Regions from separate parts of the Homo sapiens genome. Here region 1 is linked to region 2. The links are chromatin loops, found by intact Hi-C in ENCODE. Cell type or tissue: K562. All regions are shown on one strand. Links, peaks and the distances in the headings refer to the core of each region. The heading gives the core; the rest is flanking DNA. Region 1 overlaps ZBTB7C (zinc finger and BTB domain containing 7C). Region 2 overlaps ZBTB7C (zinc finger and BTB domain containing 7C).

Region 1 (14,920 bases), core at 4,569-12,568, 300 kb before region 2:
ATATACCACATGGCCTTAAAATGAGCGTATATTTGTGAATCAAGTGTGCTGGTGGGGTCCTGAGAATTTGAACACTGCGCTTAGTACAGTGTGGTTGTTCCTGGAACCACAGGGCATCAGGAGCTGGGATGATGGTGATTCGGGGGTGGGTCATGGAGCAGACGTGGGCATAGCCCTCCAGAGAAGGGCAGGCCTCGAGTGGAACTGGCCTGATTCAGGTCCCAGGCCATCCAGCCTTCCTAATCTTTTCCACGAAGAGACAGAGAGACCAGGCCACTGTGACCAGCCTGAGCAGGCTGCCCAGCAGACCGGGCTTTCTCTGTGCTCTGTTCCCTCCTCCTCCAGGCCAGAGGCTGGTGACTCACCCTCCACTTTCTGGGCTGATGTGAGGGTGGGAACCCAGGCATGGCACCATTTGCATCCATTTTTCTGAGAAGGCAGAAGGGAACAATTTTTGGCTCTTGCACCTGCAGGACTTTGTGTTATTATTGCGTTTCCTCTTGTGTTTAGTTGGATTAGAATTTTTGAATAGGCAAAACATGAAAATCAAATGCTTTTACAGAGGTATACACTAAGATTTCTCACTCTCACCTCTGTCTTTTTCTACTCCATCCCTGCCCCTGTTGTCCCCATAGTGTTTATTTGTGCTAAAACACAGAAATTCAAGTATGTATTCTTAGTTTTCCATTTTACCCTATAAAACATAGCCTATTGAATACTCTGTACTGCAACTTGCTTTCTTATTTCCTTAACTATACATCTTGGAAATACCTCCATATTAGTACAGAGCACTTCTTTAGTTTTCTTTCTTTTTTTTTTGATTGCTCTGTAGTATTCCACTATATGCATGAACAGAATTTATTTAACCAGTCCCCTATGGAGGGACCGACTTGGGTCATTTCCAATTTTTTTGCTTTTAAAAACAATTCTACAATCCGATGTCAGTCTGAACTATTTTGTTGTATGTGTGTGTGTGTGTTTAATTACAGACCACCCCAAATCTTTTTTAGAAGAAGGTAGAGGCCGGGCATGGTGACTCACGCCTGTAATCCCAGCCCTTTGGAAGGCCAAGGCGGGCAGATCACTTGAGGTCAGGGGTTCGAGACCAGCCTGGCCAACATGGTGAAACCCCGTCTCTACTAAAAATGCAAAAATTAGCTGGCCATGGTAGCACGCACCTGTAATCCCAGCTACTCGAGAGGCTGAGGCAGGATAATTGCTTGAACCCAGGAGGTGGAGGTTGCAGTGAGCCAGGATTGTGCCACTGCACTCCAGAGTTGGTGACAGAGCAAGACTCCATCTCAAAAAAAAAAAAAAAAAAGATGTTGGTAGAGTATGCATTATCTATAAACAGATAAGTGAACAAGACTTTGTTCCCAGGTCCTTATGCTCTGTCCCCCAGCACTTTAACCGAAATGCTTGCCAAGATACCGTGTCCTTTGCTTGCCTTCCTGAGCTGTTAGATAATAGTCTTTGCTGTCATTTCCTATGGTGGTTTTGGTGAAGACTTATGGGTCCTGAATCCAGTGGTAGGAATGGCCATGGCCTACACTAGTCAAAGGATGGATTCCAGTCCCTGATCTGTTGCTGGTGAACTAAGTGACCCTCCACAAGCCCTTTCTTCACCTGTCATGCAGGTGAGCTACATGACCTGAGATACTGTCCCATGCTGACATTCCGTGGTTCTACAAGCAACCAAATGATGTTATGCACACTGTTGAAATCCTCAGGCCTTGGATATCAAATCAAAAGTCACTTTCCCAACCTGGGGCCTTGTGCTGGCAATCCTTTACCTCCCTGGGTAGCTGGAGCACTTTCTTCAATGTGAAATCAAAGCTTTGATGAAGCTGGCCTGTATGTGGTAATAAAATGATGCCCATGTGCACATTCCTATTACTCAGTAAGTACATTCATTTGGCTGCAGATTTGTGAAAGCCTTTCATTGCTAGTGCATGAAAAAGGGGTATTTCACACATGTTTCATATTAGCCCTGTGATTTAGCTTCTGAGTGAATAAGAATCAATGCAATGGCCAACTGCCACCAGAGATCCCATTTATATTGTATTACAGGCTGCTACGGCCCCACCTTTGACTGTGATCTTGTCAGATCTGATAAGGTAATAGTAATAATAACTTAGATTTCCATTATGTGGGCTCTTCCCCTCCAAGGCATTCCTGCTGCATGTGTGCCTTCTTTGTTTTCTATCTGTGCTTGTCCAGGGTGTATCTGAGTCAGCCAGGGTCCTCAAAGTGAGTTTCATCTTAGAAAGAGGTCTCAGGATCACTTATCAATTAATCAGTTAGTAGACCAATCAGTCATTCAATCCCATGTTACCATGCACAGCACCTTTCAAACTCAGTGTGGCCAAAGGGAGCTCCCGACATAGTCCCCACAGCCCTGGGAACTGACTCTGTCCTGTAAACAGCTCCATTGTCCTCCTGTCTGCTAACCCTGCTTCTACGCACCCTCTCGCATCACATCCACGGTGGCTCTGCCCGCTCTGTGTGTTAATGCCTCTGGACTCTGCCACTTCTCTCTGCTCCTGAGTCGTCATGTGGTCCAGCTCACCACCCCCTTCCCTGGACCAGCCCAGACAGGTCCCCCGGCGTTTCCTGCCACCATCCCCAGCCCAACCCAGTCTTCACGCAGCACACAGGAATTGCTCTGCTAAGCATGCTTATCTGAGCATGTCATTCTCTTATTTAAACCCTCTCATAGCCTCTTCTTGCTTTTAGGATAAAGGTAAGATATTCTTCTCAGGGCCTACAAGGTTCTGCTCACCTCATCAGCCTCCTCTAGCATCCTCTTCCCTTTTGGTTTCTCTGCCCTTATGAACTCATCACCTCCCATAGGCCCTAATCCCATCACCCTAGGGATTAGGGTTTCTACATGTGAGTTTTTGGGGTATCCACACATTCAGACCATAGCATCACAGTTGTAAATAGATGTCTCATTTATTTACAGTTGTAAATAGATGTTTAATTCCTAATCCACCTCCTCACTGGAGGGTAAACTGCATGCCTCACTGACACCTGAACCCCAGATCCTGGCTCAGCTCATAGTACTCTTTCCCATCTTAGGGTGGTGTGCACACTGCTCTCTTGGGGTGATGGCTTCCCTTGCCTTCTCCGGGTTGACTCCAGCTCACCCATCAGAGGGCAGCTAGATGGTCCATTCCCTGGCCCTCTGGGCTGGGTTGGGCCCCTGTTTACATGCTTCTTAGTCCATTTGGGCTGTGGTAACAATATCATAGACTGAGAGTTCACAAACAACAAATTTGCTACTCACGATTCTGGAAGCTGGGAGGTCCAAGATCAAGGTGCCAGCAGATTTGGTGTCTGGTGAGGACCCACTTTCTCATAGATGGTGCCTTCCTGTACCGTCTTCACATGGTGGAAGGGTCAAGGCAGCTCTCTGGGGCCTCTTTTAAAAAGGCACCAATTCTATTCATGAGGCTCTGCCCTTCTGATCTTATCACCTCCCAAAGGCCCTAATCCCATCACCATTGCGATTAGGGTTTCAGCATATGAGTTTTGGGAGTATACACACATTCAGACCATAGCATCACAGTTGTAAATAAATGTCTCATTTATTTACAGTTATAAGTAGATGTTTAATATCTGCCTCTTCACTGGAGGGTAAACTGCACACCTCATTGACAACTGAACTGCCGGATCCTTACTCACTGCACAGCCCACAGTAGGAGCATGTTAAATCACTGGGTGAAGGAAGGTATGAGCAAGCTGTGTCCTAAAGGGGCAGGGAAATACAAAGAATACAGGATCCCCAGTGAACCCTCATTTTGTAGCAGCAAAATCAAAAGAATGGCAAAGTCATAGAACTGCAAAGGACTTTGGTGGTCATCTCAGGCCCACCCTCAGCTTTAAGGGAGGGAGTACAGACCGTGGATAAGACCCACATGGGTGAGACCATAGGCTCTGGAGTCAAACTGCTTTGTCTTGTTGTGTGCTCCTGAGCAAGTTGCCTAACTTCCCCCATGCTCAATTTCTCCAGCTGTAAAATAGGGACAACGCCTTCCCCAGAGGAATGTTGTGAGGATTATATAAGAAAACCTGCAGAAGGCACTTATCATAGTACCAGCCCTGTACAAATATTGGCCAGAGGGTGACACTGAAGCCCAGAGATGTTAGACCTCCTCACAAGATCATACCATTCCTTAATGCAGAGTCTGGCTTTTTTTTAAATTGATATTTTCTTTCAATTTTTTATTTCCATAGGTTTTTGGGGAACAGGTGGTTGGTTAAATAAGTATGTTCCTTAGTGGTGATTTGTGAGATGTTGGTGCACTCGAGCAGAATACACTGAACCCAATTTGTAGTGTTTTATCTGTCACCCCTCCCACCCTTTCCCCTGAGTCCCCAACGTCCATTGTATTATTCTTATGCCTTTGCATCCTCACAGCTTAGTTTCCACTTGTGAAAGAGAACATATGATGTTTGGTTTTCCATTCCTAAGTTACTTCACTTAGAATAATAGTCTCCAATCCCATCCAGGTTGCTGTGAATGCCATTAATTCATTCCTTTTTATGGCTGAGTAGTATTCCGTCATATATATATATACCACAGTTGCTTTATCCACTCATTGATTGACTGATATTTGGGTTGGTTCCACATTTTTGCAATTGCGAATTGTGCTGCTATAAACATGCAAGTGCAAGTATCTTTTTTGTGTAATGACTTACTTTCCTCGGGGTAGATACCCAGTAGTGGAATTGCTGGATCAAATGGTAGATCTATTGTTAGTTCTTTAAGGAATCTCCACACCGTTTTCCACAGTGGTTGCGCTAGTTTACATTCCCACCAACAGTATAGAAGTGTTCCCTTTTTATCGCATCCACGCCAACATCTGTTATGTTTTGATTATCAGAGCTTGGTTTTCTGAACTGGCCACCCGCTGAGCTGTCTCTCAGAAGTGCTGACATGGTTCTTGCCTTCCTGAGGCCTCCCGTCACATTGCTATAGCACAGTGTTTCCTAGCCAGGATAATTTTGTCCACTCTCTTCCAGGGGACATTTGGTGGTGAGGTCTGGGATTGTCCCAGACTTGGGAGGGGAGTGCTGCTGGCATTGAGTAGGTGGAGGTCAGGGATGCTGCTAGACATCCTGCAATGCCTGGGACAGCCTCCCTTCCTCTCCCCACCTGACACAGCAGCCCAGAGTGTCAGTGCTGAGATTGAGAAATCCTGCTTAGGGTTTATAGGAGGGCTATGGGCAAGCCAAGTCCACTGGAAACTAATCTGATGAAGGCCATCGTCTCTAAGGAGGGGCAGGAGGAAGCTAGGAAGCCTCTCTCTAGGGAAAATGGCCTCTCTTGTTTGGGGCTATGCAGGGATGGAGGCCTGGAGATAGAACTTAGAGGCAGGTGTGAATCAAAGGAGCTGTTTGGAGCAAAGATAAAATATAATAGGGACAGCCTGATCCGCTGTGAATGGGGTCTGGGGAATAAGAGTAATTTCTCTGAGTGTTGGCTTTGCCAGAACCTTACAGACATCAGCATCCACCTCCTCCTTCCATCCCATTTACCAAACAGCCTCCAGCTCATTGGAGATTGAGATGGGGGTGCTTATGCAGAGATGCTGCTCTCGGCTGGGGCGGATCGGCACGCAGCCTGCACCGTGCAGCCCATCTTCAGTGGCTCTGTGAGCAGGCTGCTGAGGCTGGCTGCCCTTGGGAGGTGTGAGGACGCAGGGGAAGTGTAAATCACACTCCATCCAGTTTCCCCACCCCTAGCCCAGCACCATTTTCACCTAGGGAAAGTCTAATAAAAATGCATTCCAAGTCCTCGTCCTAAAGGGGCAAGGATGGGGATGGGGAGGAGCTGGGGAGGGGAAGCAGTCCAGTGCAGCTTTGATTGCAGATATCTGAGCTGCAGGGCTTTTCTGGCCTTAGAATCAGCCTGGGGAAGCTGGTGGTCCTGGATATCCACTCAACTCTCCAGGCTGCGAGGCGGTCCTGCAAAAAGTCCCAAGTTTCCAGCCCATCATGTGAGGTAGGTGGGTACATGCTCTACCCAGCACAGTGCCTGCCAGCTTGGGTACAGTCAGCTCATCTCTGGGCTGAGCAAGCCCTCCAGAGGTGCCTCACATCTGTGGAGGATGCACCAGCCAGGGCTTTGTCTGGGAGAGCAAGTGGCTGAATGGAGGCTTGTGGCATGACACACCCACAAGGGAGAGGGACAGGGGAGCTAGACCAGGCCACCTGAGCAGTGGTTCCCCACCCTGGACTGCATGTTAGAATCACCTGGAAGCTTTGAGAAAATTCCAGTGCCGAGGCTATATGCCAGACCTATTATAACAGTCGTGGGGTGAGACTCAGGCACCAATAATTTATGAATTTCTCTAGGTGATTTCAATGGGCAGCTAAGGTAGAGAACCACTGACATAAAACCTAAACCTTCCTGGGCTCTGACAGTCTGGCCACATTGAGGCCTATAATGAGGACACAACAGGACCCCTGGTTGGAGCTCAGGGAGGCAGGCATGGGGCTGGCAGGCCCTGGGTGGGGAAGGATAGTCAGCCCCCTGGCCGCACAGATGGTCAGGGTTTCTGGTCAGGCTGGCTGTAGGAGGAGTTGGGAAAGAGCATGTGGAATCAGAGGTGGTGGCCGCCTGAGCCGGGGTCTGAGAAGCAGGGCCGCAGCTGCCAGTGCACTTCCTGCAGCTGGCAAGTGCCCTTCAGAACTGCAAGGGAGGGAAGGAGACAGGAAGTGCCCACTGGGCTTGGCCTCTGATATAGCATTTAGGGTAGATTTTATATTGCATGTCTGGCCTTGGCTGTCAGCCTGGGAGCCCCCAGGAGAGCAGCAGCTGTGTCATCATGATATCCGGGGTTTGGCCGCTTCTCACCTCTTCCACTGTCATCTCTCAGGTGCTGGCAGCCGTCACCTCTCACCTGGATTAGCACAATAGCCTACTGATTGGCCTCCCAGCCTCTGCCCCCAGTTCTCCTAGGCGCAGCGGACAGCAGGATCCTCTGACATGTGTCAGATGTTTCCTGCCTTGCTGAGAGCCTTCCAGTGCCCTCTCCCCACCATGTCACTCAGTCAATGCCAAGTCCCCACAGCAGCCTGCAAGAATCAAATGACCTGTTCCATCTTCCCACCTACCCATCTACCCACTTCCCCCTCGCTCCACTCCCGCCACACTGAACCCCCTGTGCTAGCGCATTCTTGCCTGAGGGCCTTGGCCTGGGATATGCCCTTTGCCTGGAAGCTTGGCCTCCAGAACCCTCATGATCCCTCCTTCTCCTTCTTCTCCAGTTTGCTTGCATGTCCCTTTCTCGGTGAAGCCTTCTCTGCCTGTCTACTTCCTGTCTCCTGAATCTTCCTCATTTCTCTTCCTAACACACTTGGATATCAACATTTTATCTTTTGCTTACTCATCTCCCTGCACTGGAATGTGAGCTCCCAGAGGCTGGGAATTTTTTTCTATTCTATTCACTGATATAAACCCACGGCCCAGACAGTTTCTAGCCTGCAACTGTCACTCTGTGTATTTGTTTCTGTTTTCCCTGCTTTTGAACTATTGGTATTTAACCACAATATTTGGCATGTGACAGTCTCTTTATTGGTCTGTGTGTGGGCTGCCTTTATTTAATTATGTATTTACTTGGTTGTTTTTATTAATGTAATAAGCACCCAAGAACCCATTGCCCAAAACAAAGCTAAGATTGGACAAATGCCTACATCCAAACATTCCCGGGCCTCCCACGGCAACCATTTTATTCCACTTATATATATTCCTAAAAATATACATTTTATTATCATTACTTTTAGCCTTGTTCAAAGCCTGTTATGCTGTATGTAATCACTGCAGCCTTTTTCACTTAATAATGTATTCAGATCCACCTACACCATTGCATGTGCCATGCTGCTTTCCTTTTGACTATAAAAAACATGTGTGGAGTGAATATTTAGCATTACGTCCCCCCATAGTGCCAAGGTCATAATCGTAGCTAACATCGATTAAGTTCTTTCTCTGTGTGAGGCACTCTGCTGAGTGTTTTATTAACCCCATTTAACGGATAGGAAAACTGAGACAGAAAAGGTAAGCAGCTGGCCCAGGATCACACCCATATGGCTTAAAGGGGCAGAGGCAGAATTTGAACCCACACAGTGTGTGTGGCTCCAGAAAACTTGCTTCTAACCTTGTACTACACTGTCTCTCTAAATGAACACCTGAATGAGCTCACACACACACTTTCCCAGACCACCAGCCCCAGAGGAAGCCCCACTGATTTGGTTACAAATCAAGGTTACACACACACACACACACACACACACACAGAGGCATTCTGGCATCGTTCATGAATACTCGTTAATTGACACAAAATTTATGGTAGGAGAAAGCGACCTTACTCTCTGATGCTTGCTAAGATCCTTCTGTCTCCCATAGCCCTCTGTCCATCTCTCTATTAAAATAAAATGCAGCTGGGCCTTGTGTTTACAGGGGTGGGGGCTCAGAACCTACTCCAGCAGGCTGAGCCCTTGGGCTTGGTTGCCAGGGGAGGGGAACAGGCTGGAACCTGTGACATGTTGGTTCTGGGAAGAAGGGGCCTGCTTGGGGCCCCTCCATACCAGGGACCCAGAAGACGGCGGGGGCCTCACTCAGGAGTGCCCTTCTTGGGGAGAGACTCTTTGAATATTAGGAACCAATGAAAGTGGTGCGGAGCCTGAGGGCTGGGCACAGGATTCAGCAAACAATAGATGCTGTTGAGAACAATCGCCCCTGCCCCAGGGGGTGTATGCAGCAGGGCCAAGTTCAGGCAAATAAGTGAACACTGTGGAGGCTTTGGGCCCAAGCCCAGTGTTGGGCTCCTGTGAGCTGGGCTGGACCAGAGGGAGGACGTGGGCCGCAGATGCGACCCTCCTAGTGTGAGGAACAGCCTGTCGCCATGCCAGCACTGATTCAAGGTCTAGGGCAGCATGGGTCTGCAAGGGGCTGTGTGGAACTTGCCTCCCTGACCAGCCGGGAAGGCAGAAGGGGCCTCTCCAGGAAGCCAGAAGCCCAAGAACCAAGCAGGTGGGCCTCTAGCCCAGAGGCTTCATCTGGAGGGATGGGGGCAGGGGAGGACTTGTGAGGGGGGGTTGGTTCCCAACCAGTCCTATGGGAGGAAGAGAGGAAGAAAACAGAAGTGAGTTTTGGTTTGTTTGTTTTTTGGTTGTTTTTTTAGGTTTTTTTTTTGTTTTGTTTTGTTTTTTGCAAGGGACATGTTCTGCTGTCATCAATAGGGGGTGGCAGAGAGCAGAAGACAAACAGCTAGGCCTCCATGGGTCACAAGTCCACCTCAGCCCTCAGTTTCCCCATCTAGAGGGCCTGGAAGCCTTGGAGCTGAGGGCATGTGTGGCGACTGAAGGGCTGGGCTATAGCTAGTGCGCATGCGCCTCAGTAGGGCCCCTGAGATGGGCAGGGGGTGAGGAAGGAGGCAGGGGTCCTCCAGCAGAGGGGAAAGGTCTGCTGAATGTCGGGCGAGCTGTCTCAACCCAGGCTGCATGTTAGAATGACCCTGGGATCTTCTGAAATTCTGATGCCCTGGCCCACCCCAGACCTACAGGGTCAGAATATCTGGGGATGGACCTGGGATCTGTATGTTTCAAAGCCTCCCCAGGTGATCCTTTTTGTTAGCCAGGATTGAGAACCACTGGCTCTGCCCTCAATAGCTGCAGGACCTGGGACGTTGACTTGTATTGCCTATAAGCTGGAGATGGTAATAGTATATGTCACATCGAGGCTGCTGTGAGGTTTCACTGAGATGCCATGTGTAAAGCTTGGCACGTGGCAGCCACCTAGGAGGAACCTATCCAGTCAGCCAAAAACACTGGTGCCTCCCTGTACTTTGCAAACAAGCTCTCGACCTGGCATCCTCAGAGCAAAGGCATCAGGGACACAGGACATTTGGGGAGACGTTTTGTTTCTGGAATCAGATCGGGGTGAGGCTGGCCTAGGGAGCTGGGTCAAAACAGTAGGCACTGCCTTGTGCCAGAGACTGAGGTCAGGGCTGAGCTGAGGCACAAGTTGAAGATCCCGCTCCACTAAAGGCTTTAGCTTTGGCTGTGATGTCTGTCTAGGAGCAGTTTTTAGCCAAGCCTGCTGAAAGGGCCACATTTTTTGAGTGTCTTTTTTTTTTTTTTTTTTTTTTTTGAGACGGAGTTTCACTCTTGTCGCCCAGGCTGGATTGCAGTGGCGCAATCTCAGCTTACTGGGTTCAAGTGATTCCCCTGCCTCAGCCTCCTGAGTAGCTGGGATTACAGGCGCCCACCATCACACCTGGCTGATTTTTGTATTTTTAGTAGAGACAGGGTTTCACCATGTTGGCCAGGCTGGTATTGAACTCCTGACCTCAGGTGATCCCCTTGCCTTGGCCTCCCAAAATGTTGGGATTACAGGCGTGAGCCACTGCACCTGGCTTGTTGAGTGTCTTCTATGTGCAAGACAAGTTCGCGTGAATTATTTCACACAATTCTCACAGCAATCATGTGTGATGGATACACATATCCCCATTTTACAGGGTCGGAAACTGAGGCCCAGAGAGGTGTGGCAGCTTGCTCATCACCACGTAGAACGAGGTCTCTTCATTGCCTCCTGTGTTAGTTCTATAAAGGAATACCTGAGGCTGGGCAATTTACAAAGAGGCTTATTTGGCTCACAGTTCTGCAGGCTGTGCAAGCATGGCACCAGGATCTGCCTGGCTTATGGTGAGGCCTCAGGGAGCTTTTAATCATGGCAGGCAAGGGGAGCTGGCATATGGATGGCAAGAGAGGGAGCAAGAGATGCCAGGCTTTTCAAAACAACCAGCTCTCCTGTGAACTATAGAGCAAGAAGTCACTCATTGCCAAGGGCATGGCACCAAGCCATTCATGAGAAATCCACTCCCATGGTCCAACACCTCCCACTAGAACCCACTTCCAACACTGGGGGTCACATTTCAACGTAAGGTTTGAAGGGGATAAACATCCAAATGATATCACCCCCATGCTGCAGCGGCCTTCCTGCTACCATCACAGCCTGTGTTTGCCTGCTCAGGCTAGGGGCTGGGGGTGGAGGAGGAGTGGTGGGGAGATGGGGTCCCGGCTCTTCAGACACCTGTGACCCCACTTCAGGCAGCTCCTACTCCTAAACCCATACATGGAAGGATTGTTCTTTTCAAAGTCCTTTAAAACAAAAACTAAAACAAATCCCCTTCTATTTTCCATGAAGATTTTTAGTAACATTCTTTTGAAAATTCCAATTCTATTTTGTCTGTAAGGAAGGGAAAACATGAGGAAGGGAGTGTTCTTTTAAGCCCAGCAGGAGCCGGGTGTCCAGGTGGTTGATGGTGTGAGGCAGGGTCTGGGTGGGAGAGTGGGTGGGAGAGTGGGAAGCCTGTTGCCAGGTCTCTAGGGCTGGAGAGTTGATGCTGTGGCTCTCTGAAGACAAGAGGAGTGAGGACAGTGAAAATTGCTGATCCTTTCTTACGGGGGCTGGGCGCTTCCCGTGCTTAGGTAGACCTGAAGGGCTATCCTCCATCCACAGGGCCTCTCCATGGCCTTGATTATACATCTTTCCAGTTGAGTTATGCTTTAGGGGTAGGGGGCAAGAAGCTAATTGAGACCCCTAAGTATCAGAGCTGGACAGGTCCATTGAGTTCACCAGCCTAGAGATTCTCTGAACAGTTGGATGGGGTGGGGATGGGGGTGGAGCACAATTGTGCAGCCCCCTGGAGAGGCTGATCTATCCACGCCCATGAGGAGCCACCCTTCCTACCGGGAGTGTGGGATTTGAGGCTGAACACAGGCTCCAGTCTACCTCGTTACCTCCCACTTTGCCCAAAATGAGGAAACTGAGGCCCAATGTGGGAGGTGTTTCTTGGGGGTCCCCAGGCTAGTAGGTGGCAAAGCTGGGGCTTCCTGAGTACCAGGCCAGTGCCCTTTGCACTCAAACCAGGCAGGGGTTGCAGGGAGTGGGAGGAGAAACTGACTACCTTGGACATCATGAGTCCCTGTGGGGAGGACCGTCACTCCATTGAGAATCCAGATACGTGATCCCTCAGCTTTGCTTTCCTCACTAGATCACAGAAAACCTTCCGCCATTTCCCTGTGTCCTGTTGGGGTTTTGAATTTTCAAAAATCCCCGAGTCCTGTGAGCCTCATCCAGCGTTGGTTTGCCAATTTACCCCCAGCAAACTCCAGCTGTTGCTGAGTTCCTCTCAACTGGTGATCCTCTCAGGGTCAGCTCTCTAGGTACCTGCTTTATGCAGAAGTTGCTGTGTTCCGAGTGTCTCAACTCCCCTGGCTTCTGAAATCACACACATTTTGTCCCAACTCTAATTGGCACTCATGAAGGCATTCCCCAGGCAGATTGGGGTAGGCTTTGACAGCCCGAACAGAGGACAGAAGCTGCCATGCCCATGGTCACCATGCCCTCTGCAGAGGGCTCCTTTCATCCGAAGGGGCTGTGCAGACCCCCAGGAGGGGGAGCTGAGGGAAACCCATTAACAGCCGGCTCAGGACTCCCCTGCTGGCTGCAAACAATGCCTGCCTGCCTGCTTGTGAAGCACTTGGAAAATGGCTCATTAAAAATGAAAGCCAGGGTCGGGGCGGGCACCTCGGGTGGCCTGCAGCCTGCACCCTTCTCCCAGCTGTCAGCAGTCTCTAGGGGATGGGCTGGCCTGGAGGGGTGGGGGCAACTGTGGGCTCTTCCTTCCCTGGTCTCCAAGGAAGCTCAGCTGGAGAGCCCTTGTTGAAGGGGATTTCTGGAAGAGGCTGCTGTGTCTTGTGCCTGATTGGGTATACAGTACTGCCCATACCTGCCACCTCCCATCATCCTGTGCACTAGTCCTAGCAGCTCTTGGCCACTATATGCAGTGACCCCACCCTTTTGTCTCCTCTCTGGGCTCTCCTGCCCTTTTCCTCCTTCACTGGACATTTGAACTTCAGATAAGCAATGAGAAGTTTAGTAGTGGCAACTAAAAATGCAGCTAGGCATTGATACATGTACCCTAGGGAGCAAAATCATCCCTTTATAACTTGAGAATCTTGAGGGGCTTTTAAGAGGGGACTCTGTCATTGGTAAGTCTTAAGGTTGCTTTTGCCATGTTCCCCAGGATTTAGAGGGAAAGATCATTGTAGACGAACTGAAGCAAGAAGTTATCAGTAATCCCGCATATTGCACAGAACGCACTTATACTAAAAAGTTATTTGTTGTTTATCTGAAATTCAGATATAACTGAGCATCCTGTACTTTTGTTCACTAAATTTGGTAACCTTATTGTGTTAGTTCGTTCTTGCGTTGCTACGAAGGAATACCTGAGACAGGGTAATTTATAAAGAGGTTTAATTGGCTTACCGTTTTGCAGCCTGTACAGGAAGCACGGTGCTGGCCTCTGGTTCTGGTGAGGCAGGTGGTGACAGGGAGCTATCATGTCACATGCCAAAGCTGGAGCAAGAAGGAGAAGGGGGTGGTCCCAGACTCTTAAACAACCAGATCTCACATGAACTGAGTGAGAACTCACTCATCACCAAGGAGATGGTGCTAAGCCATTCATGTTCTGCCTATGATCCAGTACCTCCCACCGGGCCCTACCTCCAACATTGGGAATCACATTTCAACATGAGATTTGGAGGGGATGCACATCCAAACCATGTTACTCACCCACAGAGAAATCTCCCCACAATAGGGCTGGGTCCAAGCGGGATGACATCTGTATTCTGTGGCTTCTGTCCTTTGCAAGACCAGCTCTACTTACCCATGCCCCGGAGATTGCAGTTAAAACACGCAGGTTCTGACTGAGTTGATATAGGGCAGGGCAGAGACTCTACATTTCTAGCAAGCTCCCAGGCCAGTGCTAATGACCTCTTAACAAGGCCTATGCTGCTGGTCCAGGGACCATACTTTGAGTAACAAGGAACTAGAGCAGTGATTGCAGGCTGAACCTCAGGACTGTTGGGGAGCAGGGGAGGGGGTTTAAAAACGCTGCTGCCTGACCCCCACAATTCGGATCTAATTTGTCTGGACAGGGCCTAAGCACCAAGGTGATCTAATTCCCAGGCAGGCTTGAGAACCACTGCCCTAGGCTCACTCTTAGCAACTTCTGTCTGCACTTGCTGGCCTGAGGCCTCTGGATTTTGCTAGATACTGCTTAGACTCACTCCGAACTCTAGGGTTTCCATTTCCTATGAATGATGCCCCTGGAGCTGAGCATGACAGCCACAACTGGCCTGGAAAGCAGAAATCCTAGCTTTGAGTCCATGCATTGAATACTGTGTCATCTTGGATAACTCGCTTAATCTCTCTGAGCCTTAGGTTCACACTTATAAAGAGACGAGAGGAGTGATAGTTATAACAAAAGGAGGATCAGATGAACAGGACCTGATGCAAGAGCTTCTTGGGTCCATAATCAGGCATGGGAATATCAGATGAGTTGATGACAATAGGAATCGAATGAAGAACTATTACATTTAGCATCGGCCTCTGTGGTCAAGAAGGTTCACATGGAATCAGTTACGATGTATTGACATCCCTGCCCCGTAGCATCGTGGAAGAGCTTGTCCTGTTCACCACAGCCCAGGATATAACTCCATTCTCACATTATGGCTCACACACAGTAGGCATTCAAAACACACTGCTGAACCAATGATTGAGACACTGTTTCAGAAGCCTGGGACAGCTGGGCTTCTAGGGACACAGCATGTGACATGACCCGCACTGACTCCTATGGAGTACCTACTGTGTGCCAGGGACTCTGCTAAGCTTGTTAATTCTCACAACATTGCTGTGAGGTAGGTACTATTATTATCTCTGTTCTTCACATGAGGCACAGAGAATTTAAGTAGCTTGTCCAAGGTCCCATAGCTGGAAAGCGGCAGAGCTGGGATTTGAACCCAGGCAATCTGACTCCAGAAGTCATGCTGGTGAACATTGCCC
Region 2 (14,920 bases), core at 4,260-12,259:
CCAATAGGTGCAGGCGCCCCCACCCTACACCATACCTTACCTGTGAATAATACCACTTAAACCCTGCAAAGTTTTGCCCTAGATTAGGCTGCATTCTTTTCGCACCTGGCTCTTTTGTAAACCCTGAAATTGTCTACAGACAAAGAGGAGAGCCCAAGGCTTAGGATAAGAAACCACCATGCAGGAGGTTTGAACAAGGTGTGCCCAAGCTTCTATAGCCTCCCAGATTAGTGCCAAACACAGACAGATCTCAATAGCCCGGGGGCTGGGATGGGACCAGGGACTTTGGGCCAAAGCATATAGATGAACTGGAGGGAAAGCATAAGGTTGCCTGGAGAGAGTGGGTATGAGATTAAAGTGCAGTCCAGTATCAGCAGAAGTCGCTGCACTATCCGAGGACTAAGGTCAGAAATGCTGACTTCTGGCGAAGTATCTTCCCAGTATGTGAGATAAACCCCTAATAGAGTGGGAGTTTCATGACTCTGAGCTCGGGTATAAAAGGAGTTTGGGGGAGTGGGGCTTTCAGGACACTGCTTTTTCCGCATCCCTTTAATCCAGGTGAGTAACCATACCTGTCTAAGGTGGGGCAGCAGTTGAGGGTAGATCTAGCATGAGACCTATTTCTGGGGTTTGACTCCATGGCAGTAGGGAGCCTCGGCTGGTTCTGGAGAAAGGGGGAGCAAAAGGTTAGGAATGGCTCCTGGTGTTCCCTGCGGGACTGACCCCCAGTCTCTGCATTGCAGGCAGGACAAGCTGAAAATCCACATGCGGAAGCACACAGGGGAGCGGCCCTACCTGTGCATCCACTGCAACGCCAAGTTCGTGCACAACTACGACCTCAAGAACCACATGCGCATCCACACGGGCGTGCGGCCCTACCAGTGCGAGTTCTGCTACAAGAGCTTCACGCGCTCTGACCACCTGCACCGCCACATCAAGCGCCAGAGCTGCCGCATGGCACGGCCCCGACGCGGCCGCAAGCCTGCTGCGTGGAGGGCCGCCAGCCTGCTCTTCGGGCCCGGCGGCCCGGCCCCCGACAAGGCGGCCTTCGTGATGCCCCCTGCGCTGGGCGAGGTGGGCGGCCACCTGGGCGGCGCAGCTGTGTGCCTCCCGGGCCCCAGCCCCGCCAAGCACTTCCTGGCAGCGCCCAAGGGCGCCCTGAGCCTGCAAGAGCTGGAGCGGCAGTTCGAGGAGACACAGATGAAGCTGTTCGGGCGCGCGCAGCTGGAGGCTGAGAGGAACGCGGGGGGCCTCCTGGCCTTCGCGCTGGCCGAGAACGTGGCGGCGGCGCGGCCCTACTTCCCGCTGCCCGACCCTTGGGCCGCCGGCCTGGCCGGCCTCCCTGGGCTCGCCGGCCTCAACCACGTGGCCTCCATGTCCGAAGCCAACAACTAGGCTGGTCCCTGTCGGCTCCAGCCCACCAGCCCTCCAGTCCTTCTCCCTCCAGGCCCACTCTACCCTACCCCATGGATCTGAACTTTTCATTTTAAAAACACAAAGGGAAAATGGGAAAATAATAATAATACTATCAGTGATGGCATTTTCCCGGGCTCCTAAAGCAGCTGCCTCCTTTTGCTGGTCTGAGACGGGCATCTTTTCCCAAAAGGCCAGGAGCCCGGGCCTCCCTCCCTGTCTCTCTGGCTCTCATATAGAAACTTGCACCGGCCCATGCCACAAAGAACTGGGTGCCCAGGGGCACTTAGGAGCTGGGTGAGTCATGAGGGGTCAGGGGGTGGTTGGCCTGGTGCCCAGCCAGCCACAGCAGGAGGAGGTAGGGGCTGGGCATGCACCTTGGTTAAGCCCCACCCCCTATGGCAAAGTCTCTGCCAACACTCCTCTGAGGGCTCATTTTCCAGTCTCCAGTGGCCCCGGGGTCTTTTTGAGAACTACCCACCTGCCACATAGAAAGAAATGCTCTGTTGGCAGGGAGGCCTCCTGGAACCAGTCAGGAACCAGGCTCTGGAAGGCCCGGGCCATTTCTTCCCTGACCTGTCCTGTGACCTTGACAGGTCAGCCCTCTGTAGCTCAGTGTCACCTGGCTATGGAAGGGGCTGGTAACTGAGGTTTCCGCCCTCCACCTCTAAACACATACACACCTATCCCCCCAGAGAATCACAGAGATGGTAGAAGCTTTGTACTCCCCAAGTCCATGGGGAAACAGTTTATCTTTCTGGACTTAGTTTTATCACATCCAGCTCTATATTAGCATATTAGCATAGGTGAGAAATATGGCCAGACTAGACAGAGATCAGGTCATCAGGGGAGCTTCCGAGCTTCAGCAAAGCCCACAGGTAGCTCTGCGAACTCAGAATGCTACCCTACCTTCCCTGCAGGCCGCTGTTCATGTCTGGACTCCTGGGGGCGCTATTTAATGTTTACCCCCATCTCCAGTGCCCCCTCCAAGGCTGTGCAGTGTCTTGGGGCTCTCAGGGCCAACATCGAAGAGATGGGGGCCACCTCTTAACACCTGGCAACAGTCTCCCCTCATCCTGATTCCTGACAACAGACAAAACACCGGTTTCTAGGGTTTATCTGTTTGTTTTTTGAGTTGAGGGTTCCTCAGGGCCTTGGCATTGCTAGTGATGGTCCCCTTTGCTGTGTGAGAACCCCCTCAACCCCTTCCTCCTCCCTCTGGGGATGAAGTGGGAGTATTTGGCTCCCCATTTTTGACAAAAGGGCTCAGTGCAGGGAGGTGGAGGCCTCTGAGGTTTGAAGGGCTCTGTGAGTTAGAGTTGTCACATGTTCTCCTGGTTCTTGAATTTGCAGCAGGTCCTGAAAAGGAAGGCTCTGCTGGCCCCGTGCCTTCCTGACCTTCTCTCTCCTTCCCTCCCCTCTCTTTTCTTGCCAAGTTTGCTTTGGTTTCTGAGCAGCCCAGAGAGGAGGAGGGTTCGTCCCCAGGGAGAGCCCAGGGCTGGAGTCCCCAATCCCTGTGCTATGGGCACAAAGAGACTTCAGCTCTTCCTGTTGCCTTGGCTTTTTCCTGAGCAAAAACACAACAAACAAAAAGGCCAGAGAAGAGCACAGACTCTGTCCCTCTCACAACTCTCCAGAAGAGACCCCCTGATTCTTCACACCACCGGATGCCACTCCAGCCAGCAGGATTGCTACACACACCCTCTGTTCTCAGAAGTCATCTGCCTGGGCAGCCGCCTCTCAGATTCCTGTCTTCGTTTCAGACACTTTTCTCTGAAGCATGCCCATGTCCACCAGCCAACGTGCCCCCGTGTTCCCCCCCATCAGCCAAGTGATTGGGGCTGAACCAGACTTTAAAAGAGAGGAAAAAAAAAAAAAAAGGAAACATGAATAAATTGGAATCCAGTGGTGTTGGGGCTTTTGTTTTTATTTTGTAAAGGTGATGACTTCTTATAAACTCAATTTTTCAGATGACTGGTTAGTTCTTTCTGTTTTTTCTTGGCTGCAGTTTGGAATTGTACATTGTAAAATATCCAAAGATGTTGAGTACTGTATGATCAAGAACTTGAAGCAAATGGGTTGTGGGGGGAGGGGTGGTTGTGTTTTTGTTTTGCTTCAATTTTTTTTTTTTTTTGATGTTTCAATTTCCCTGTCTGTCTGTGGGAGAACTTTGGAATTTTTTCTATTTATAACTCTTTTTTTATGTGATTGCTCTACGTAAAATGACACTCAACAAAGTTTGCCTTAGTGATTCAAGGGACAATCTTCCATAACTTCGGTCGCACGCCACATCCCGCCGAGAAAAACTCTCAGCTAATTTTCTGGCCTATTTATTAAACAGTATTAATTGACTTGATTAAATTATATTGAGAGTTGCACTTCTGTGAGATGTGACTTCTGAAAGTTCACAGGACAGCAACAAGCCAGTCTTAAGGTTTTTAATTGTTGGGTGTCATAAACTTAAAATAATGTCAAAGACACCTTAACAAAGAAAAAAAAAAAAACCTTTGACCCTTATTTTATACTTTAAAGGACAGTGTTTTGAGTAAAAGTGAGCTATGCTTGCTTAATGACCTGGTGAGATTGATTCCCCCTTCCAATTGCCGTTTCAGTTATCTGGGGGTGTTGCATGGTAGGGAGGGCAGAACTCAATTCTCAGTAGTCTCTTACATTCCAGCTTTGTAAGGCATGGTTGGATCTTAAGCTTTGCAGCACCTGTGGGCCTGAGTGCGAGGTGTGCGTGTGTGTGCGTGTGTTCACAAACGTGTGCAGCTACACCCCAGGATGTGTGAGCAAGGGAAGTCCTGCCAGTTCCCCAGCCTGGCATCCGGAATGGGCTCCGGCTGGCCCTGCTGCTATCTGGGTCTCCTTCCTCTCACTTCCCGGTGCTGGCATCGGCCTCCTCCTTTCTTCACCTGAGCCTCTTTCCCAAAGAACATTAGATCCTAAAAGAACCTAAGGTAAAGGAATATACTTCTGTCATTGAATGGAGTCAGCTCTACTTACAACCCACAGCCCAGACTCTTGGTAACACTGTTCTTCGAATTGCATTTCTGGAAAACCAAGGGTCAACCCAGAGCCTCTTTTCTATTTTTGATTCCTTTCTTGCTGTAGTAGGCAACGTCTATGCAGCGTTTCTTGGTACAGAGAAAAGAACAGATCCGGGTTTCCAATTTAGACTCCTCCAAGCTGTGTGTCTTCAGTCTAATCACCCCTCCACTCTGGTCTTCCCTTCCCTCACCTCTAGTAATAAAGGAAATGGAGTAATCAGAGCTTCTCGAAGTTCTCCATCTAAACACCCCTCAGCAGAGGGGGCCAGCTGATTGGCAAATTGGGGGCAGAACACTAAAGAAATAGCCCAAAGTAACCTATCTGTAGTGTAAAACTCTGAAGTCTCCTGTTTTGGCTTTGAAATTCATGCTTCTGCATTCTATTACATAACATTTGTCTTAATATAAAAACATCGTTTTGATCGACTTGCCAGTTAAGTGACTTGCCTTTTCCCCAGAATCTTCTAGTGAAGTCGAACTGTTCCTTGGCCACCCTACAGCTTTGGGAGGCCCCAGCCCATGGCTGAGGGCTCAGGGGTAAGCATAGCCCAGTGCAAGAAATGCAAGGCCAGCTGCTCGTCAAGATTCTGCTCAGCTCGGCCATTCTAGGATCATGTGGTCCTCATTCTGGGGGTCAGTGTCCACTGAGTGACATAGGTGAAGATGGAGAAGGGGAAGGGAACTGGGCCCAGTGGGCCTTGACCCCTGGGTGCTCCTGATCTCCTGTGAGTAAAATCTCCTTCTAGCCCTGGCCAGGTGGGAATTCCATGGAGCCCGGCCATGTGTGACCTGCACCCTGGGACCCCAAGGTGCTAAGGGAGGTGGGGTCCTGACAGCAAAGGAGCCTCCAGTGGAGGGAAGAGGGAGTGAAGGAAGGAGGATGAGGCCTCCGAAGACAGGCCAAAGAAACCTGTGCAGCTTACCTGGAGAAGAAGTCTTAAGGAATACATGAACAGGCCTTGGGACTTCAACAGGTGTGTTGGGGAGGGGAAACTTTCACCAAAAATTTGGCCAACCCAAGCCAATAGGAGAGAGATTGCAGGAGGCAACTGGGTGCCCAAAAAAAGGAAGAGAACTTCCTAACATCTGGAGTTGCCCTAAAGAGGAACGAGGTCCCTCGTGAAGGAGTGAGCTCTCAGTCAGCACAAGAGTTCAACACTGCCTCTCAAGAATGTTGGAGACCTGGCGCAGTGGCTCAGGCCTGTAATCCCAGCACTTTGGGAGGTTGAGGAGGAAGGATTGGATTGCTTGAGGCCAGGAGTTTGAGGTTCCAGTGACCTGTGATCACACCACTGTACTCTAGTTGGGGTGACAGAGCGATATACCCTGTATCAACAAAAAAAAAGAATACTGGAGAAGAGAGTCTCTAGGGTTCCTTCCATCTAATTTGTGAAAAGGTGAATACATATCCACCATATGACCATGGAAGAAGAATCATGCCAGAAGGAGTTGGGTGACGAGTGAAAAAGAAGCACTGGGCAGGTTCACAAAACTCAGCGTGGTGGCCCAGGGCTGCTGACCCCATTCTCCCTAAACCAGTCACCTGCAGCAAGTTGGGGCCAGAGAAGGGGACTCCATAGAAAAGCCGTGGTTCTTATTTAGAGCCCCCAAACATGTGACAAGAGAACAGTAAAGACCCAATGGGAAATAAGACCCTCATCTCAGGCCTTTATCTGACCCAGAGTCTGCCCCTTCCTGAAGAACAGAGCCCTTTACAGACCCCACTCCTCCTTTCCTGGGGCCTGGACAGCTTTTCCTCCCTGAGGGAACTCTGAGCTTACTGCAGAACAGGCAACCAGCATGTAAAGGGCACTTCCGGAACAGGGCACAGCCGGGTGCCCTGTACGTGGCCCTTCCCCTCTGAGAATGGGTGAAGTTGGGACTTCATAAGGGCAGCAGGGTCAGTGCCCCAGCTAGAAGCATGAGCCAGCGGGTGTGGGGGGCCCTATGGAAGGGAAGTGCCAGGCAACACTCATGCCAAGGGACCTCCAAGGACCTGGGACATCCTGGGACAAATTCCAGAATGAGGAGGTTTGTATCCAGTGAATTTCCCTCCCCAACTCCCCTGTGTCCTCCTTTTCTCTGCTCCTAAGTCCTTCTTCCTAACACAACTACCCCTCTGGGTGTAGACACCCTTTCTCTCTGCCCTCCCCTCTGTCCAAACCTGCCCTGAAAGGAGTCATCAAATGTGAACGTGATTCAATGGCTCCCTCTCCTGGCCTTTGCCACCCTGCTCCTCATTCAAGGTGGAAAGAAAGGCCCCTCGGCAAAGCACTGTCAGATTGCCAGCAGCAGACAAGCCTGGTTTCTCTGGGCAGAGGAGCCTTGAAACTGCACCCTTGAACAGTTACTGGCCTCGCAGCTCCCGCCCATCCCTCCTTCATCCCACTTCCTGGCTCAGAAAGGGATGGGGAATGTGGGACCTTTCGCTCCTTTCAGGTTTGAAGGCTGAGGACTGAGTCAGACAGGAATTTCCATAAATTGATGGAAGGAGGATTCCCTGGGGAGATCCTGCTCCTTTTTCCTCCTTGGCACACCCTAGGCAGGGGCTGCTATGACCTTGAGTGGCAGTGCCCACGTGGCCTAAACCAAAACGTATGGGTCCAGAAAGGGCCTGACATATAAAAACAAAACATCTCAAATTTGCCCTGGAAAACCTGGAACCTGGCCACATTATCTGCAGCCAGACACACACACACTCACACACACACACTCAGTCACTGGACAAATGGTGCATAGGCTGATGTCATCTCTCCTTGTAACAATAGGAGACACGACAGTGCATGAGCAAGACCCGGCAAAGCCATTTTCCCCACAGGTCACCCTGCTGGAATATGTATAATGCACACTCACATTTTCATCCTTGCGCTCCCGTCTTTAACCATGAACGCTGACCCTGACAACAAAAACAAAAGAATAAACAAATAGGTTTCCAGAATAAGGAAGGAAGATAGCGTGAATTAGATCATTTTCCCATGTTCCTCTCACAATTAATAAATGAAGTACAAACCCTCTGAGTAACATAGGTGCCTTATGCCTTCTTGGAGACCCTTGCTTCCATGAGTCATCTGGTTTCAGCCCCAGGAGGCATGTATCAGCATCCCTATTCGTATCAGTCGGAGTTATTCGTCAAACACCAGAAGCCACTTCAGCTAGCTTAAGTAGAAAAGGCATTTACTATAGGAAATTAAGTCTCTTTCAGAATTTTCACAAAAGCCAGAAGAGAGTCAGGCCGGCAGAGCCACCAAGATCAGTTGTCCAGGTTGCATACTACACAACACCACTACATTTAGAGGCTGCCATTCACACCCTAGACAGATTGGTACATTTGTGTACTAAAGAATTTTCCAGCAGAGGGCAGTAAAGCATCTTGAAGGGGTGCCTAATCGTCTAATTTGCACAAAGTCGCCAAGTGGACTAGGGGTAGCACACGGCCTGGAAACAAGGAAGCCCAGAACCACCCAAGCCACACTGTGTCAGATCGTTGCAGCTCAGGCCCTGGGCATGGGGACTCTGTCTTGTGGCCCCCCTCTCCACCAGTGTCTCCTGGGAAAATGGGTGCCACACTCTGTACTCCCTCACACTGCTCTCCGCAGCGTGAAGTCTAATGCTGGCGCATCTGTTTGGAAGAGCCCAAGACCCATGCCCCCACCTGATCGCAGCTGCCTGGGAAAGCAAGCGCCTGGCTCCGCTGGCCTGAGAAGGAAAGATTCATGATGTCAATTCTCCAACAGAAGAAGAGTTTCATTAATGCTGGGGGGCCTCAAAACGTGATATGGCCATGCCGTATTCTGCAGATGAGAGGCCTGAAGCTCCAAGTGGCAAAATGGTGAGGATAAGGCCACCAGGCAAGCTCTAGCAGAGCCGGAACTGGAACCCAGAGCCACTAACCCCAGAGCCAGGACTGGAACCCAGAGCCACTAACCCCCGGACCACGGTGCCGCCCTGCCCTCTTTGAGGTGGAGGACCAGAATGAGGCCCACTGTTCCCACTAGGAACAGAAGTCTATTTAGACAAAGCACATTCCGGCGGTCTTCCTCCTGATACCTCAGCCCTTTACAGATATTGGTAAATACTCCTTCACGGTGTCACCCACCCCAAGTCAAGGGAACACTGCCTTCCTAACTGTAAGCGCTGGTCATCGTGGTTCATCAGCATGGGTGGTCTAGGTCCCCTCTCTCCCTCAGCAGCAAGTACAGCCATAGAGGCTTTCTCGTCACATTCGGAGCCCAGGATGCCTTTAATCCATACCTCCCTGCTGTTGCTGAGTAGTCAGCTCTGTGCTGAACCTCCCTCCCCAAAATGGGGTTCCTGAATTCAATCAGCACTGCAGAGTCGGGTGTGTCTTGTAATTAAAATTTTTTTTATTCTGCCATTTCAACATCCTTCCCATAGGAGCCACACTCGGAAATGCAAAAGTGCATTTTCATTTCCAAATGGCTGGGACTCCCAAGCAGGGGGGCCTTTGTGGGGGTAGCAAGGACATAGCAAAATGTGCCACTGTGGACATCCAGGGAACACAAGGGTTCACTACTTGACATCCTCCTCCAGACCGAGAGCTCCTGTCAGCTGGAAAGTATTTGGGAGGCTCCCACACTCCCAGTCTCAGTTCAGGTTTAGCCTTCCACCCTGGGGGGTGCTGGCAGACTGACCCAGTGCTTCTGTCAGGGTAAGAGTCCCAGTGTCACTCAGTGTTCTGGCTTAGCCTCTTCTTCACTCATAAAAAGGAGGTGACAACACCTACCTGGAAAGTCCCCGTGGGGTTTGGGTGGGACATGCGCAACACTGGCCCTTCCTGCCACTCAGTAGGTGCCTGAAAGTGTGGGTGTCTTTTCCTTTTTAACATCAATAACATTTAAAGTAATTATACCTATTGATCTTTCCTTCCCCTTTTCCTTTGCTTTTCTTGTGTTCTTAAAATGGAAAAAAGAAGAAAGGGAGGGAGGGGAGGAAAGAGAAGGGAGGGGAGGAAGGGAGTCAGGTTAGAAGGGAGTAGAGGAGGGAGAGGAGGAGAGGAGGAGGAGAAGGGGTAGAAGGGAGGAGAGGAAGGAGGGGAGTCAGGCTAGAAAGGAGGAGAGGAGGGAGGGGAGGAGGGGAGTTGGAGTAGAAGGGAGGAGAGGAGGGAGGGGAGTCAGGTTAGAAGGGAGGAGAGGAGGGAATGGAGGAAGGGAGTCAGGTTAGAAGGGAGAAGAGGAGCGAGGGGAGGATAGGAGTCGGGCCAGACAGGAGGAGAGGAGGCAGGAGAGGAGGGGAGTTGGGGTAGAAGGGAGGACAGGAGGAAGTGGGGAGGGGAGTTGAGATAGAAGGGAGGAGGGGAGTCAGGTTAGAAGGGAGGAGAGGAGGGAGGGTAGGAGGGGAGTCAGGTTAGAAGGGAGGAGCGGGGAGGAGCGGAGTCAGGTTAGAAGGGAGGAGAGGAGGGAGGGGAGGAGGGGAATCAGGTTAGAAGGGAGGAGACGAGGGGGAGGAGGGGAGTCGGGTTGAAGAGAGGAGAGGAGGGAGGGGAGGAGGGGAGTTGGGGTAGAAGGGAGGACAGGATGGAGGGGAGGAGGGAGCCTGCTTACAGTGCACCTGCAGGAGCCTCTACCCCAGATCCTGCTCCTGAGGGCAGACTGCTACTGGAGTCTTCAACCCGAAGCTGAGGCACAGACAAGGGTGGCTGTTTGCTGGGGATGTACAGGACGAAGCCAAGGGTGGAGAGGGAAGATGATGGCTGCAGGCTAAGGGCTGTAGACTGGTGCTGCCCCCTATCCCCAAGATGACTTTCTGGCCCAGAATTCAGAAGACCCTGAAGATTGGAACTAGAACCTGGCTTTCCAGGTCTTTCTGAAGGTCTGCTTGCCAAGGTAGGAGGATAGAACACAGTTTAATGAACAGCTTGTTAGCTTGGCTTGTATGTTTAAATATGTAGCCCTGTGATATGTGGACCTCTGGTATTCTTGCTCAGGCCCTGCAAGTGTTGGTGAAGGACTGACACTGGGAACCAGGACCCGGAGGTTCCGTAAGTTCTATTTAGGAAAGATGTGATGTGTGGAAGTCTGGATGGAGGAGGGGTGGGCTGGAGGCTGCATTTGCATTTTGACTTCATGTGATTAAAGGAGCTGACCTCTGTAGGCGGCCGGCAAGAAGTGTCCTCATCTTCCCACCACTTCCCTTCACCCCACTCTGCTGGTTCTCCCTTCTCCAACTCTCTACACTTCTAGAGGATTCCATACCTTTTCAGGTCACTCACATGCAGGTATAAGAAAAGCTTCACTTTCAGTTACTTAAATAGCTCGGCCCAGTCTAATATCAAAGCTTCCATCTCTCCCCCATCACCACATTCCCATTCTACACTCCTTTGTGCAGCTCAGGCCTGGAGCAGGCTCAGGCAGGTGCAGTGGGGACAGATGTGAGGTCTCTTTCCACTCTGCACCACGTCCTTGTACACACAGGCTGCTCTGGGGACCAGCAGAGAGGAGGGATTCAGGAGAAGGACAAGGTCACACCTGCAGGTGGACAGGGCCATCTGAGAGGCAGGTGTCCAAACACTGGTTTGTTCCCTCCCCAGTGGGACCCCAACCCCTACACTGTCCCCTCAGGCTGATTTCCTACAACACCTGTGGAATCCCCATAAACCAACCTGGGTCCTGATGTCAATTACATGGGGGAGGATGGTCAAGCCCCTCCCTGTGACACTGGGAGCTGCACTAAACATCCTCTTGCCTGAAGGTGGGTCTCATCAATTGTATAACTAGTCCTGGGCCCCAACATTGGTCCCTCCTTGAATGGGGACCTATGACAGAAGAGACACTTGTGCCCTACAGACAAGTTTCTGCAGGCTCCACCGGGTAACCTGCTGGACATTGAGATGCACTGACCTTTAAAATGCCTTTCCCTGGGGCAAGGCTGTAGGTCCTGGGGAAACTTAATTATAGTCTCCAACTTTATTTGATTTGGACATCAAAGACAAGCGTCTCTCTAATCTTTATAGTGAGACATACATAACAAAGAGAGCCCAGCAAAAGCACTACATGCAAAGACTTGTAGAGGGTGTTCATTCTTCCAATGCATCGGCCAAGGCTCTTGTATACAAGTGAGGAGAGACCAACTCTTAAGCAGAAAGGGGATTCCTTTAAAGGATACTGTAGCTCAAAAGACTGACAGGAAGTTGGAGAGCCAGCCTCAGGAAGCAGGCAGTGACTGAAAGAGGCAGGACAGGCTGGGCACAGTGACTCACGCCTGTAATCCCAGCACTTTGGGAGGCTGAAGCAGGAGGATTGCTGGAGCCCAAGAGTTCAAGATCAGCCTGACAATATAGTGAGACCCCATCTCTACCAAAAAGTTAAAAATTAGCATGCACCTGTAGTCACAGCCACTTAGGAGGCTAAGGTAGGAAGATTGCTTGAGCCCAGGAGGTGGAAGGTACAGTGAGCCGTGAGCCGAGATCATGCCACTGCACTCCAGCCTGGGCAACAGAGCAAGACCCTATCTCAAAAAAAAAAAAAAAAAAACACACACACACACACAGAGGCAGAATATCAATAAAATGGGTCAAGGTGATGGCCCAAGAATAGCCTTGCTAGGGGGCTGCCCTGGCACCAACACCAGCAGCACTAGAAGCATGACTATTGTGTCATCTGCACTACTCTCTCCAGATGCAAAGTCCCAGATAGGAACATCCTAATGGCCAGGGCCAAGACACAGGTACCCCAACTTTAGCTGCCAAGAGACTGGAAAAGGATGTTCCTGACCCTCTTAGCTTCTGCCTCACACTAGTACTCACTTAATGGATGTGTCTTCACAAACAGAAGTGTGAATGAATGCAGGATAACCCAAAAGTGACGCAGCTTGAGTATACTGTTCGATGTATACAGAGTATACAGTTTGGAGTACATGGTGTGCTCTACCTGAGAAAAATGGTCACATCCCATTACTCTCATCCTTTCGTATGAGAAAGAAACGTGATTACGGCTTCTAATGCCAATAACAGGATCTAACCATTGGTTTAGAGTTTCATATTTCAAAGCCTCTTATTATGATTTGGGGATTTTGAAAATTTCCTTAATCATCTATTATTTTCAATCCCTTTTTATCATTGCTAAGGATAGACTGATAGGGTTACCAGAAATTAGGAGGCTGGTTTCCAAGACTTCCCCTGCCACTGATCCTTTGTGCAACCCTGAGAAAGTTACCTCAACTCTCCAAGCCTGCACTTTATGATCTGGAAAATGAGGGGGTGGACAAGATGATCTCCAAGATTTCTTTCCACTCCCACACTGCAAGATTCCATGCCTCTGCCCGCATTTGAAAGAAGCTAATTTCCCAATCAAAGGCCATCCTCATCTCTTTCCAGAATTGAAGTTGCTCAATAGGCAGCATGGGCAGGATCCAAGGTTGCTTGATGTAAACATTGTTGAGAATGACTGCACTCCAGGACCAAAATAACCCACTGGAAAGGCCATTCAAGCCACATTACCAAAGAGCACACAGGTCTGTTTCCACTTTTGTCTTTCCTGTATGGGGGAGCTTGCTAAATATTCTTTTCTATCACATGCACACATGCATGCATGCAGACACGCACGCATACACCTGCAACATTATCACTGAGGCTTGGAGTTGCATCTGCGGTGCTCTGGGTAAGAAGCTTTCTTTTTCATGGATTTTACCTTACTTGCAGATACAGAACAAGTTTGTGGGCTTTCTTTCAGTTTCCACTTCATTTTTCACTTTATTCTACATGTTGGATAGATTATCTGTCTGTAGACGTGTCCAGTTCATGTCCATATGCTGAATAGAATCTGGCTAGGAATGTCCAAATACTGGCTTTCTCTAGGGTGACCATCCTCTCCGCACTCAACTTCCTACTGGAGAGGTGGGAAAGAGGAGAAATGAGGGTGAGAGTGCAGTCTGATGGAAAGTGCCTTTGAAGTGAACACTTGAGGGGCCTAAGTAGATATATGTGCCTGGTTCCAAGTTTTGCCTAAAGATAAATTAAATTTCCATGACCAGACACAATGTTGTACCTTGATTTATGAAGTGAGGCAGCTTCCCAGAAGCCCTGAGGGTGCTGTGGAGATGGTGATGCAGAGGAGTGTGGCTGGGCAACAAGCGGACAATAGGTCTGGGATGTGTGAGCCTGGCGAGTGACCCCAGTGTCTCCTCTCAGGACCACTCTCCCGCCAAGTCCAGAAACAGAATTCCTAGCAAGAAAACATAAGCTCACAAAGCACACATACTACTTTATGTAAAATACACAGACCTTTCTCACATTAGTAACTGGAAAGCCTCCCTTACAAGTATTTTTTAATCCCACACCACAGTATTCTGAGGCTCTCTAAGATGCTCTGACACTGGCCCTTGTAGCAGCTGGAAGGTGGGAGATGCAGCATCCTCAGATGTACCTGGAGTAGGACTAGGAGAGAAGGATCAAGCAAAAAGCATGGTTGTGGTGGCAGGGCAAGGGACAGAAAAAAGGAATGGCAAGGTAATCCAGTCACTCACAAGTGAAGGGAAACAAAAGCAACCTGTCAACCTGCCAAGTGGGTATATATGCTTCAACAGCTACAAAAAAGTAAGATTTAAATGACTGAGTCAGTTTTTCAGTATCCATGATGTCTAAGAATTCATCAGGGATCTTTCCTTATGTGGAATTTCATGGAAAATTTGCCACCGTATGTCCCCAGCCTTTGACCCATTTTGGATCACTTAAATATAATGGAGCTGAAGATGCCACTTCCATCAGTTGCCAGTTAGGATATCTTGGACCAACTTTTCCATTGATATCATTTAGAAATTCTAGAAAAAAATAATTTTAAAAAAACAATACTGCTTGAAGGCATCAGAAAGCAATTGAGGAAGCAAGAATTTGTGGGGAAAAATCCAGAAGTAAGCCAAGAAAGGTGAGCCAGAAATGTGGGACCACTTTTCCCCTTGACTGATGGGGAGCCAGCAATTTGGGACCAAATTACCCTAGCTGACTTGCCAAGAGACTGAGAAACTGAGCAGAGCATCTCACAGTCTCACGAGGTTCAGGACATACAAGCGAAGTTTAGAGACAATTTAAGAGGATAGCTCTCTGCCAGGCGCAGTGGCTCACGCCTGTAATCCCAGCGTTTTGGGAAGCTGAAGCGGGTGGATCACTTGAGGCCAGGAGTTCAAGACCAGCCTGACCAACATGGTAAAACCCCGTCTCTACTAAAAAATACAAAAATTAGGCAGGCATGGTAGTGCATGCCTACAGTCTCAGCTACTTGGGAGGCTGAGGCAGGAGAATCTCTTGAACCTGGAAGGCAGAGATTGCAATGAGCCAAGATTGTGCCACTGCACTCCAGCCTGGGCAACAGAGCGAGACTCTGTCTTGGGGAAAAAAAAAAAAAAAAAAGATAAGTCTTGATTTTAAAAACCCAGGCTTTTGGTTGAAATACAAAAGAGCTACACCCTAGTGGTATGAGTGAAGAGAAAATAGGCCAGTACTCATG

Evidence for each region. Hi-C counts contacts between places; a loop is a spot of excess contacts. Peaks named below come from ENCODE experiments on the same cell type or tissue, not always from the same donor. Only the 100,000 strongest peaks of a DNase experiment are listed, where the experiment ranks them.
Region 1: a loop joins it to region 2, with 4 times the contacts of the local background. A loop is called at or near these places in 2 of 110 quality-filtered maps.

The regions. Positions count from the first base shown.
Region 1 is chr18:48,312,497-48,327,416 of GRCh38, reverse strand. The region is part of intron 2 of ZBTB7C (zinc finger and BTB domain containing 7C); the gene reads left to right. Among named protein-coding and RNA genes, the nearest start is that of ZBTB7C-AS2, 68 kb to the right of the region's middle. RefSeq lists an enhancer at 8,862-9,363. In K562, for the core only: a CTCF peak has its summit at 9,242; no DNase peak of the experiment used is centred there; H3K27me3 peaks cover 323 bases.
Region 2 is chr18:48,015,735-48,030,654 of GRCh38, reverse strand. It overlaps ZBTB7C (zinc finger and BTB domain containing 7C), which reads left to right. Exons shown (of 5, transcript NM_001318841.2): 5 at 744-3,983. The coding sequence ends at 1,395. Among named protein-coding and RNA genes, the nearest start is that of SMAD2, 93 kb to the right of the region's middle. In K562, for the core only: CTCF peaks have their summits at 6,679 (motif pointing left) and 7,820 (motif pointing right); DNase peaks (open chromatin) are centred at 6,684 and 7,834; H3K27me3 peaks cover 1,777 bases.